Regions from separate parts of the Homo sapiens genome. Here region 2 is linked to region 1. Evidence: read pairs that join two places in POLR2A ChIA-PET (ENCODE). Cell type or tissue: GM12878. All regions are shown on one strand. Each heading gives the region's core, and the rest is flanking DNA. Links, peaks and the distances in the headings are about the cores only. Region 1 overlaps EPHA1-AS1 (EPHA1 antisense RNA 1). Region 2 overlaps CLCN1 (chloride voltage-gated channel 1).

What was found. ChIA-PET counts read pairs that join two places held together with the same protein. Peaks named below come from ENCODE experiments on the same cell type or tissue, not always from the same donor. Only the 100,000 strongest peaks of a DNase experiment are listed, where the experiment ranks them.
Region 2: POLR2A ChIA-PET joins it to region 1 with 7 read pairs; 2 of 35 experiments call an interaction of 5 or more read pairs at or near these places.

The regions. Positions count from the first base shown.
Region 1 is chr7:143,484,614-143,489,985 of GRCh38, reverse strand. All of the region lies in intron 2 of EPHA1-AS1 (EPHA1 antisense RNA 1), which reads right to left. It also overlaps the pseudogene OR2R1P. Among named protein-coding and RNA genes, the nearest start is that of TAS2R41, 9.4 kb to the right of the region's middle. In GM12878, for the core only: no CTCF peak of the experiment used is centred there; a DNase peak (open chromatin) is centred at 2,213; H3K27me3 peaks cover 129 bases.
Region 2 is chr7:143,351,928-143,357,299 of GRCh38, reverse strand. CLCN1 (chloride voltage-gated channel 1) reads right to left here. Exons shown (of 23, transcript NM_000083.3): 23 at 5,217-5,372. The coding sequence ends at 5,335. It overlaps FAM131B (family with sequence similarity 131 member B), which reads left to right. Exons shown (of 7, transcript NM_001031690.3): 6 at 1-20; 7 at 278-3,900. The coding sequence ends at 750. Among named protein-coding and RNA genes, the nearest start is that of FAM131B-AS1, 7.1 kb to the left of the region's middle. In GM12878, for the core only: no CTCF peak of the experiment used is centred there; no DNase peak of the experiment used is centred there; H3K27me3 peaks cover 256 bases.

The sequences.
Region 1 (5,372 bases), core at 322-5,321:
TACTTACCAGCAGGTAACCAATGCCTGGCACAGACCCTGGCACACCAGCAGGGGATTAGTAGATATTGGTTTCAAGGACTTCAGCTTTATCTGGACTTGTGGGAGAAATGAAAAGGATGTGAGAGGATTCCTGTCTGGACTTAGTGGACCCTAGAAGAAGCAGGAAGAGCAGCTCAATCCAGAGTTAAGAAATGAGCTGAGAAATCCTAGGACATGCCTACAGTTCTCAAGTGTCTGATTACAATACTTTACCCACTGCTTCCCCACAGTGAAGAATCCTTCCTTTCTTTCATATCTTCCACATTCCTTCCCTCCTTTTCCATTTTCCTATTGTCTTTCCTTAGTTTTTCTTTGCTTCTTTCATCCTTTCTTCTCTATCATTCCTTCTACATTGATAGATTACCTCCTACACAACTGTAACTGTGATCGGTCCTCGACGTGAAAGGATGGCCAAAACAGGGACTTTGTCCTTCAGAACCTCTCAGAATTTGGTTTAGTGTCAGAAACCAAATGTCCTTTTCTCCAAGACCTTTGCATTCCCTCCTAACCACCTAGATTGAAGAAGTGAGGTTCAATGTCCCAACTGGGAAGGGACAACATAACCTGGGTGAGTGAGTTCATCCTAATGGGTCTCTCCAGTGACAGGCAGACCCAGGCTGGACTCTTTATCTTATTTGGGGCTGCCTACCTGCTGACCCTGCTGGGCAATGGGCTCATCCTGCTCCTGATCTGGCTGGACGTGAGACTCCACCTGCCCATGTATTTCTTCCTCTGCAACCTCTCACTTGTGGACATCTGCTACACCTCCAGCAGGGTCCCTCAGATGCTGGTGCACTGCACCAGCAAAGAAAGACCATCTCCTTTGCCCGATGTGGGACCCAGCTCTTTTTCTCCCTGGCCCTCGGAGGGACCGAGTTTTTGTTGCTGGCCGCAATGGCCTATGACCGCTACGTGGCTGTTTGCGACCCCCTGTGTTACATAGCAGTGATGAGCCCAAGGCTCTGCATGGCACTGGCAGCTGTCTCTTGGCTAGTGGGCCTGGCTAATTCTGCTATGGAGACGGCACTGACCATGCACCTGCCCACCTGTGGGCACAACGTGCTGAACCATGTGGCCTGTGAGACACTGGCACTGGTCAGGTCGGCCTGCGTGGACATCACCTTCAATCAGGTGGTCATAGTGGCCTCCAGTGTGGTGGTGCTGCTGGTGCCCTGCTGCCTGGTCTCGCTGTCCTACACCCTCATTGTAGTTGCCGTCCTGCAGATCCACTCCACCCAGGGGCACCGCAAGGCCTTTGGGACCTGTGCCTCCCACCTCACTGTGGTCTCCATATCCTATGGGATGGCCCTCTTTACCTACATGCAGCCTCGCTCCATGGCCTCAGCTGAGCAGGAAAAGGTGATGGTACTCTCTTATGCTGTGGTGACCCCCATGTTGAATCCTTTCATCTACAGTCTGCGGAACAAGGATGTGAAGGCAGCTCTGAGTCGAGCTCTGATGAGGAGCTCTGAATTAAAACATTAGAGAGTGGTTTGAGTAACAAGAAGGCCTCACTCTGAAAACAGTGGGCATTGGACTGTGCTCTCCAGTATAACGTGTGTACGCATGTGTGTGTATGTGTGTGCATCTGTGTGTGTGTGCATGTGTATGTGTGTGTGTAAGGGAACAGGTGGGAGGACCACAATTTGTACTACTCTCTTTTGAGGTAATAGAAAAATGGATTTTATCCGGACTTTATCTTTGGCCCATGCCTTATTCCCAATGTGAATTACAACAACTTAAAAATACATGCACCCTACAGAAAGTGAAATGAAATATATTCATTTTCTTAAATGAAAGAAAGGGGGAGGGAGGAGAAAAGATATACCAGTGTATATGAATTAGGAAGAAAGATTAAATTAGAAGTCAGGGCAGTGCACAAAATGTATTCCAAGAAAGTCTATTTCTTGGTAAAAATATTTAAATATATGTTTCTGTAGTAAGTGAGAAAAGGAGGGAAAAAAGCTTTAAGTTACAAAATTCGCTGTGCCCATAGGATCAAACAGGCCTTAGGTAAGAGGTGCAAAGGCCACCCTAGTAACTCACACATGGTCCAGCCCAGCTCACTAGGGTGGGGGATTCACCCATGGGTTTGGAGCCAAAGTCACAGTAATGATCTCTCAGCTCTGATGAGTGTGACTGGGCTGTGTGCCAGTCACATGAGCGTCCCTCTGCTTGTTTCCCTTTCAAATTTGCAGTGGTGGCAAATTGCTGGCCAGAAAGTCAGATATGCGGGACCTCAAACAAACATCTTGTATGCAATCAGGTCTAAGAATATCCTCTTGTGAACATTGAGGGCTGTGCTCAGAGCTCATCCTGACTGGGAGACCATGCTATGCACGATTAGAGTGAGCCATGGGATTCAGCAAAGAAAGAATCCGGCTTCCTCATTGGGGATAGTTTTGTTCCACTCTTTTAATACACAAATTTTTGAGCTCTAAAATCCTAGATCATAAAGCAAAGCCATGATGATTTTATTCTGAAAAATGTTTAAAATAATCTTTTAAAAATCAGACTAAAACATCTCCTTAACTAAATATTATGAATCTCTGGTTTGTCTTGACCACAAAAGAAAACAAACAAACCAAAACAAGCAAAGAAACAACAACAACGAAAAAACATAAACTGAAAACAGTTCAAACTTTTACTCAATCTGTTGCAACAAAGCTAAAGGGCTGAAAAACAGGAAATGAAGAGCACCCTTTAAAACTGCTATTAAAACTTTTTAATTGAGGTAAGGCTCACATATCACATGATTCACAGTTTTTGCCATTTTAAAGCAGATAATTCATTGACATCTAGTCAATGAATCCACAGTGTTGTGCAACCTCATCTCTATCTGCCCCAAAACACGTTCAACACCCCAAAAGGATACCCCACACTCAGTAAGCAGTCCTGACCACCACTAACCTGGTTTCTGTCTCTATGGATTTGCCAGTTTGGGACATTTCATATAAAGGGAATCATGCAGTATGTGGCCTTTTGTGTCTAACTTCTCACTTAGCATAATGTTTTTAAGGTCTTTCCATATTGTAGTATGTAGTAGTGCTTCGCTTCTTTTTATAGTTGAATAATATTCCATTGTGTGGATATAACACATTTGTTTATTCGATCATCAGATAGCGGACATTTGAATTGTTTCTACCTTTTTGCTATTGTGAATAGTGCTACTATGAACATTCATGTACAAATTTTTGTTTGAATACCTGTTTTCAATTCTTTTGAATATTTACCCAGGAGTGGAAGCACTGGGTCATATGATAATTGTAAGTTCAACTTTTTTAAGAAACTGCCAAACTGTTCTCCACCACAGCTGAACCATTTTACATTCCCACCAGCGAAGAACCAGCAATGAACAAGGATTCCAATTTCTTCACAGCCTCACCAATACTTACTATTTCAGTTCTGTTGATTGTGGCTGGTCTTTCTCATGCTATTCTCATGGTAGTTAATAAGTCTCACAAGATCTGATGGGTTTATCAGGGGTTTCTGCTTTTACTTCTTCCTCATTTTTTGCTGCTGCCATGTAAGAAGTGCCTTTCGCCTCCTGCCATGATTCTGAGGCTTCCCCAGCCATGTGGAACTGTAGGTCCAATTAAACCTCTTTTTCTTCCCAGTCTCGGGTATGTCTTTATCAGCAGCATGAAAATGAACTAATACACCCCAAAAAGTCAATTTCACTATACGTTAATTTAAAGGGCACTTACCAATCAATAGGAAAATGGAGAACATGCAAACAGAAAAATGGAGAAGTAAAATAAATACAAAGGTAGAACTTGTTCTATAACATTTAGCATATGAAAAAATATTTAGTCTCAGCAACAAAGAAATACAAACTAAAATAATAAACTATATTAAGCTATTTAATTCACAAAGAAAATATTGACAGTGGATACTTTAATTATACTTATCAAAAGCCTTAGACTAGCTTGAACACCATAGCGCCATAGCAAGACCCTGTCTCTAAAAATAAAAATTTTTAAAATTAGCCTGCTGGGTGGCTATGGTGGATGGATTATGAGGTCAAGAGATCGAGACCATCCTGGCCAACATGGTGAAACCCTGTCTTTACTAAAAATACAAAAATTAGCTGGGTGTGGTGGCACATGCCTGTGGTCCCAGCTCCTCAAGAGGCTGAGGCATGAGAATGACTTGAACCCAGGAGGCAGAGATTGCAGTGACCTGAGATTGCGCCATTGCACTCCAGCCTGACGACAGAGCGAGACTTAGTTAAAAAAAAAAAATTAGCCGGGTGTGGTAGTGCACTTGCAGTCCCAGCTACTCAGGAGACTGAGAAGGGGGACTGCCTGACTCGGGAGTTCAAACTACAGTCAGCTGCGGTCATGCCACTGAGCTTGAGCCAGGGCTGCATAGCTAGACCCTGACTCAAAAATAATCTTAAAAAAAATTCATGCTCTGACTTTTAGTTAAAATGGCATCTGATCCCCCAGAAAGATCTTAACTCTAATACAACCTATGTGATAACACCAAGAAAGATAAACACTTGTAAAAATGTTTAAAATATAATCATCCAGTGAATTACTATATCCTGAGAGGACTTTTTCCTAATATCCAAATAATTCACAGAAACCCAAGGATATTACTAATCAAAGAACATAACACTTGTCCTTCTGCTTTGGACTTCTGCTTTTTGAGGCAGCTGAGACATTGCTCTGCAGACTGTATCCCATAAACAACTGGAGAAAGCAATTCTCAAGAGACTAAAAGAGCAGTCAAGAATAAGAGAAGAGGGGTGATACTATAACATGGTGCTTTTAATTATTCTGAGAAAGACCATACTACCAGAAGGTAGAAGAGGCAAGAGTTGGTCTTGGGTATTTCTTTTACTTTTTTTTTTTTTTTTTTTTGAGACAGACTCTCACTCTGTCACCCAGGCTAGAGTGCAGTGGCTAGATCTCAGCTCACTGCAAGCTCCGCCTCCCGAGTTCACGCCATTCTCCTGCCTCAGCCTCCTGAGTAGCTGGGACTACAGGCGCCCGCCACTGCACCCGGCTAATTTTTTGTATTTTTAGTAGAGACAGGGTTTCACCGTGTTGGCCAGGATGGTCTCGATCTCCTGACCTCGTGATCCACCCACCTCAGCCTCCCAAAGCGCTGGGATTACAGGCATGAGCTACCGCGCCCGGCTAAACAGGACGTTCTTATTGCTGAAATCTTTTTTAAAAAATCAGTAAGATGGTTGAAAGATAAAGTAAAAGAACTCTCTAAGAATATAGAATAATCGATTTTGAAAAATAATACAGGCCTTCTACTCCCAGACGTGAAGAAGTAACAGGACAGAATTACCCAGCTACCACAAGCAACTAGAAGAC
Region 2 (5,372 bases), core at 224-5,223, 130 kb after region 1:
GGAACTGATGGACAGTCAGGGTGAGAGATGTTCCAGAATCCAAACTCTGGAGCCTATGAGGCCTCCCCAACTATCTCAGCTGCCTCCACTCAGCTCCGTTCTTTTAAGACTTCCTTGTCCATCTCAGCTTTCCCATTGTCCTCCCTACTCACTGTGCACTCTGTGTCTTACTGCCAGTTCTCTGTGCTGTCTCTTAGCTGTCTCTTGTGCTGTCTGTGCTGTCATTCCTGCCCTTGACATTCTGTGGCCCCACTGACCTCCATGATTCTTTTTCCAGATGCCCTGGCTCAAGCACCCATGGATGGATGGCCTCACTCTTACGTGTCCCAGGGTATGTACTGTCTGGGGTCGTCAGATGCCTGGGAAGCCAGCGATCAGTCCCTCATTGCCTCTCCGGCCACAGGATCCTATCTTGGGCCTGCATTTGATGACTCACAACCCAGCTTGCATGAAATGGGACCTTCCCAACCAGCTTCAGGATACTCTGCTCTGGAGCCTCCACCTTTGCTGGGGGGAGACACTGACTGGGCTCCGGGGGTAGGCGCAGTGGACCTGGCAAGGGGCCCTGCTGAGGAGGAGAAGAGGCCATTGGCACCTGAGGAGGAAGAGGATGCGGGATGCCGGGACCTGGAGTCACTTTCCCCACGAGAAGACCCTGAGATGTCTACCGCTCTCAGCCGGAAGGTGTCTGACGTCACATCCTCAGGTGTGCAGTCCTTTGATGAGGAGGAAGGCGAGGCCAACAACTAGTTTCCTCCCCCAATGCCCTGCCTTCCACTCCCACCTGAGGGCCATGGCTGTGACCCATACCCTCCCTCCCCCCAGCAGTACAGCTGAAACTGGGCAGACAACATTGGGGAACCCAGGAGCTTCCAGTCCTCTCCTGGAAATGGAGGACCAGGATGGGATTTTATCCAGGCTTACACTCTAGAAACCCACAGGCCTGGGAACTGAGACCTGGGCAACTAGATGGCCGTGAGCTTGGTGTGGCTGTGGAGAAGGACCTGGGCTGTGGGCTTCTGGGTCTGTGCCGACAAAGCCTCCAGTGTGTGCACCCTGAGGACGGGGGCAGCGCAGCTGTGCTCAAGACTGGATCTCAGTTCTTCACGCCCCGATTTCGTCTTCCAGGAGCTGTAACTCTGCTGTCTGAATGCCTCCTTTCTCCATTTCACTCTTGCTTTTCCCAACTCTGTTTTCTCTGGCTGTGGCCCCAGCTCATCCCTACTGAGAGAACAGACCTCAGGGGCTGTTGGACATGGCTGGACAGGCGCAGGGGAGGCTGCCTGAAGGGCACGTCCATGGGGAGGGTGGAGAGGCTGCCTCAGCAGGTCATTTGGCTTCTGAGATCAGGAGTCGAGGAGGAGGTGGATGTGGCAGCTGAGATCTACAGGGGGCACGGATGTGGTTCTTTCTATCAAGGCCTGCCCGGAGACAAGAGAGTCACTGAGGAGACTAAGAACAAACACAGCCCCTTGCTCTGGGATCTTTAATATCCCATGGCTAAAAGGAAGATCCTAAGGATCTGGGAAAAGACCCAGCCAGGGCTGGCTGCTCCAGCTCTTGCTTCCCTTTCAGCTTTCTTCCATCCCTGCTCCGGGAGCCTGAGGAGGGTGTGGGGACACCCATCTTGGATACACCAACGCAGGATGCAGGTGTCGCCAACAGCAGGGGGAGCATGAGGGCTGTCTCCCCTTATTCACCCCTGTCCTCTGAAGCTGTTTACACTTTTCTCTTTGCCTTTTCTACATTTTTATAACTTCTTGGGCACTCAGGGTTGAGTGGAGTGGAGGGAGGAGTCCGGTGCTGTCACTCCCTCAGCCAGGCAGGGTTGCAGCTGAGGGCCAGGGTGGGCACTCGGCACTTTCTGCCCCTTCTTCAGCTCCTCCCAGGACTCCCAAACAGCCTCACAGCTGTCCTCCCTGCCTCCCCAGGCCTCCTACCAGAGGAAGAGAGGAAAATCAGCGGATTCTTCCTTCCAGGATGGTGTATGGTGAGGCACAAGCTTGCCCTCCCACACTTGGCATCCATGCTGGTGGGGACTGAGCAGCATATGCGCCCCAGCACTACCGTGAGAGCACAGGCAGAGGATGGGCGGAGCAAAGCAGCGGTGCTGTGGGGTTGGAGAGCACTTGGCCCTGCCACTGCCCAGGTAGCCCCTCCCCAGCCCTTGGCACAGGCAGAGTTCGGGTAGGAGAGAGAGGCCTAAGAGGCTCACTGCCCTATCTCCTTCTTTCCTCACGCCCTTCCAAGGCTCCGGCTCCCAGGCCTGTGTCCTACCCACACTCTGTCAGGAGTCCTACCACTTGCATCCTCTGCTGGAAGGGAGCACTGTTGTCCTCTCCTGGCCCTGGGCACAAACTTTGCCCTCACCCCCAGGCCCCAGAACTTATTATTTTGGAGTGAGAAGGTTGAGAGTTGGGGTGTTTCTGTCCATCTATGGTCCTGTCCCGCCATCAAGTTCATACTCTCTTACTCACACTTCTGGGATGCAAGCAGGGCAGGGGGTTCTGTGTCTTCCATGGAAGGGGGACAATGGTTATCCTGAGGTTGGTTTTTGGAGGAAACATGGGCGTAGGCAAGGTGAACCAAGGCAGGTGCAGTCACCTAACCGAATGCTGCCTGTACAGGGGAAGAGTCCTCTTGTGCTTGCTAACGTGTGCTGACTCCATGTCCCAGGACCTCATTTCCAGGAGCTCTGAGAGGTGGTCTAGCATGCCCGCCCTGGCAGCTATTCCCCACCCGTCTCCTGCTGCAGGCTCTGGGGTTTTGCATGTTCATGTGACCTTCCTTCCATGGGGTCCCTGGTTCCTCACCTTCTCCAATGTGTGCTATTCCCACATCACCTCTTCCTGTCGTCTCATCCTCTCAGTGCCCATATCATACCCCCAGACCACGGTGGACAGCTCACCTAGTGAGTGCGTTCATTCATTACAGTTCGTTTTTGCTCAGGCCCGGGGGAGTTAGGAAAGGTAGACCACAGCAGCTTTCGTTCCTCCTTCCCTTTCCCAAGGAAGCCAAATGGTCCCTGACAAAAGATGACTAAAGATCTGAAGGACTCTAGCAGGGTTCATACATGAACCTGCTTTCCCCAGGGTGCTGGCATATTGCTGCAGATGGAAGTCAGGTGGGGGTCTGTCTTCTGCAAGGAGCTCCTACTCGCTCTGAAGAGGGAGACTGAGGAGCTGGCCTGGGACCATCTTAGGACTCTTCTGGTGCTGGGGGCAGGGTGCATGGGGGTTGCTTATCGTCTATTTCAGGGGGTGGGGAGGGGCATGTGCAGGAAGAGGCTGTTTCGGGGTGGGAAAGGGTTGCTTTTCCTTTGGGGTTAAGGCTGTGCAGCACGTTTTACAGCAGTCCTGGAACAGGGCTGTTTTTATATTCTTGTGAATGAAACTGCTCTTGCTAAATGATTTTCTTTTTTTGGAGGGGGGGTGCACTTTCATTTTCAATTGACTTTATTAAATGAAAATCCAAATCTTCCACTCCTCCCCCTCCATTGTCCCCTCCCCCACCACACACCTTCCTTCTTGTCCTTGTGTTGAAGAGGGTATCTTGGGGAATGAGTTTATTATCTTCTCCACGACCTCACCTATACATCCCACACACCATCCTCCAGGTCTGGGAAATATCCATTTTTCTGGCCAGTCTTAGCATGTTTTCTTAATGTCACATTCCCACGCCAGGCCCAAGAGAGATTCTATGACATATATTATAGAGAGAATTCTATATCAATATATATAAATATTAGAGATTATGTACACAAGGGCATGGGCTCAAATGCCCACTGCCAGTCCCCCACCCAGGCTTCAGCATCTCTCTTGGCCTGGGGAAGTGGGAGGGATGTGATGCTGGAGAAGGCTACAGGCTGTGTTCAATGACACTAAACAGAATGTGGTGGCATCCTCTGACTGTGAGTGTCTTATTTGGGGGATGGAGGAGACTGGGAACAGGGGAGGCAAAGGAGGAGAATGTCGGAGCGGGGGCACAATGGTAGAATTAAGAACGGCATACGGGATGGCAGGCTGGGGAGAAAAACCTTGGGTACGGAGCAAGGGTTTGGGGATGCTCACAGCACCTGGCCTCTCTTTGTAGAGAAAGCACGCTAATGGAGTGCATAGCCAGGCTTCCTGCTGCTGATTTGGGGAGGGTGAAGATGTGACTCTCCCAAGTGCGGGGCAGCACTCAAGAGCCCTGCCATCTTGACGCTCAGCTCCTAACTCTCCACCCCTAGGAGAGGCATCTGAAGAACCAGTCTAAGAGGGGGCTGGTGTCTGAGTGACCCAGTGACCTAGCTGCTCTGAGCCCTGATTCTTGGCAGGAGAGGCCCTGGCTAGAGCAGCTCCAGGGTAGAGCTGACCTTTGGCAGGACAAGTCAATAACAAGAGGGAGGATGTGTTTCCTAGGGAGTAACCTGGACACTGGAGGACAAGGAAGCTGTGCTGTGGAATAGAAAGTTTTCTGCCAGAGGGAGTCGGCGGACACCATGGGGGCGTGATTGTTGAGCAACAGGGCACTTGTGTCTTTTGCACAGAGCCTTTGGCGACCTTTTCTTCCAGGCCGCTGCCCCTGACAGTCTTTTTCTCTGCATCTCACTGCTTGAAGCAGGGGACAACGGAGGGGGAATGTGGGCGGCCTCTCACTGCGCTAGTCACGGCCTGGCCTGGAGACAGGCAGTGGGGTCAGAGGCAGATTGCAGGAGTGCACATGGGCCAGTGCGGGGCTCCAAGAGAAGTGGCTGTGGCTGGCCTCGACACAGGCAGTGGGCTCAGAGGCAGACTGCAGGAGCAGACGTGGGCCAGCGCAGGGCTCCAAGAGAAGCGGCTGTGGCTGGTCTGGAGGCACATTCTGGGGTAGTCAGTGCCCGAGGCCATAGGATGGTCCCATCCCCTCCTCCGACATGGCACTTGCAGGGCCACAGTCATTCTGGGCCTCCCCTCACCCCACCTCTTGTAGACACTGAGGCACAGATAGCACAGTGCTGGGACAAGAGTACTGGGGAATTGTTGGGTGGGGAGGGGGAGGCAGAGAGAGGCAGGGGATTCCCTTCCTGCACACCAGGAACACTCGGGAAGCCCCACGGAATATCAGGGGCCCTTCGCTAGGGTTAGGGCCACCTGCCTGGCTGGGAATGGGGAGAACAGTCAAAATAATTGACCAAGGCTCCTCCCTGCCTAAATGCTGATTCCTCCTTTAAGACTATCACATTAAAAAATTCCTGGAAGAGGCCACGACATTGGCATGACCTCGCCACATTCAGGACGCACCCTGCCCCACACAAGTTCACCCTCAGGCTGGGCCTCTCCACGGTCTTTATGAGGAGGTCGTGGGAGGGGGTCAAAGGATCAGTTCATCCTCATCCTCCTCGTCTGTGG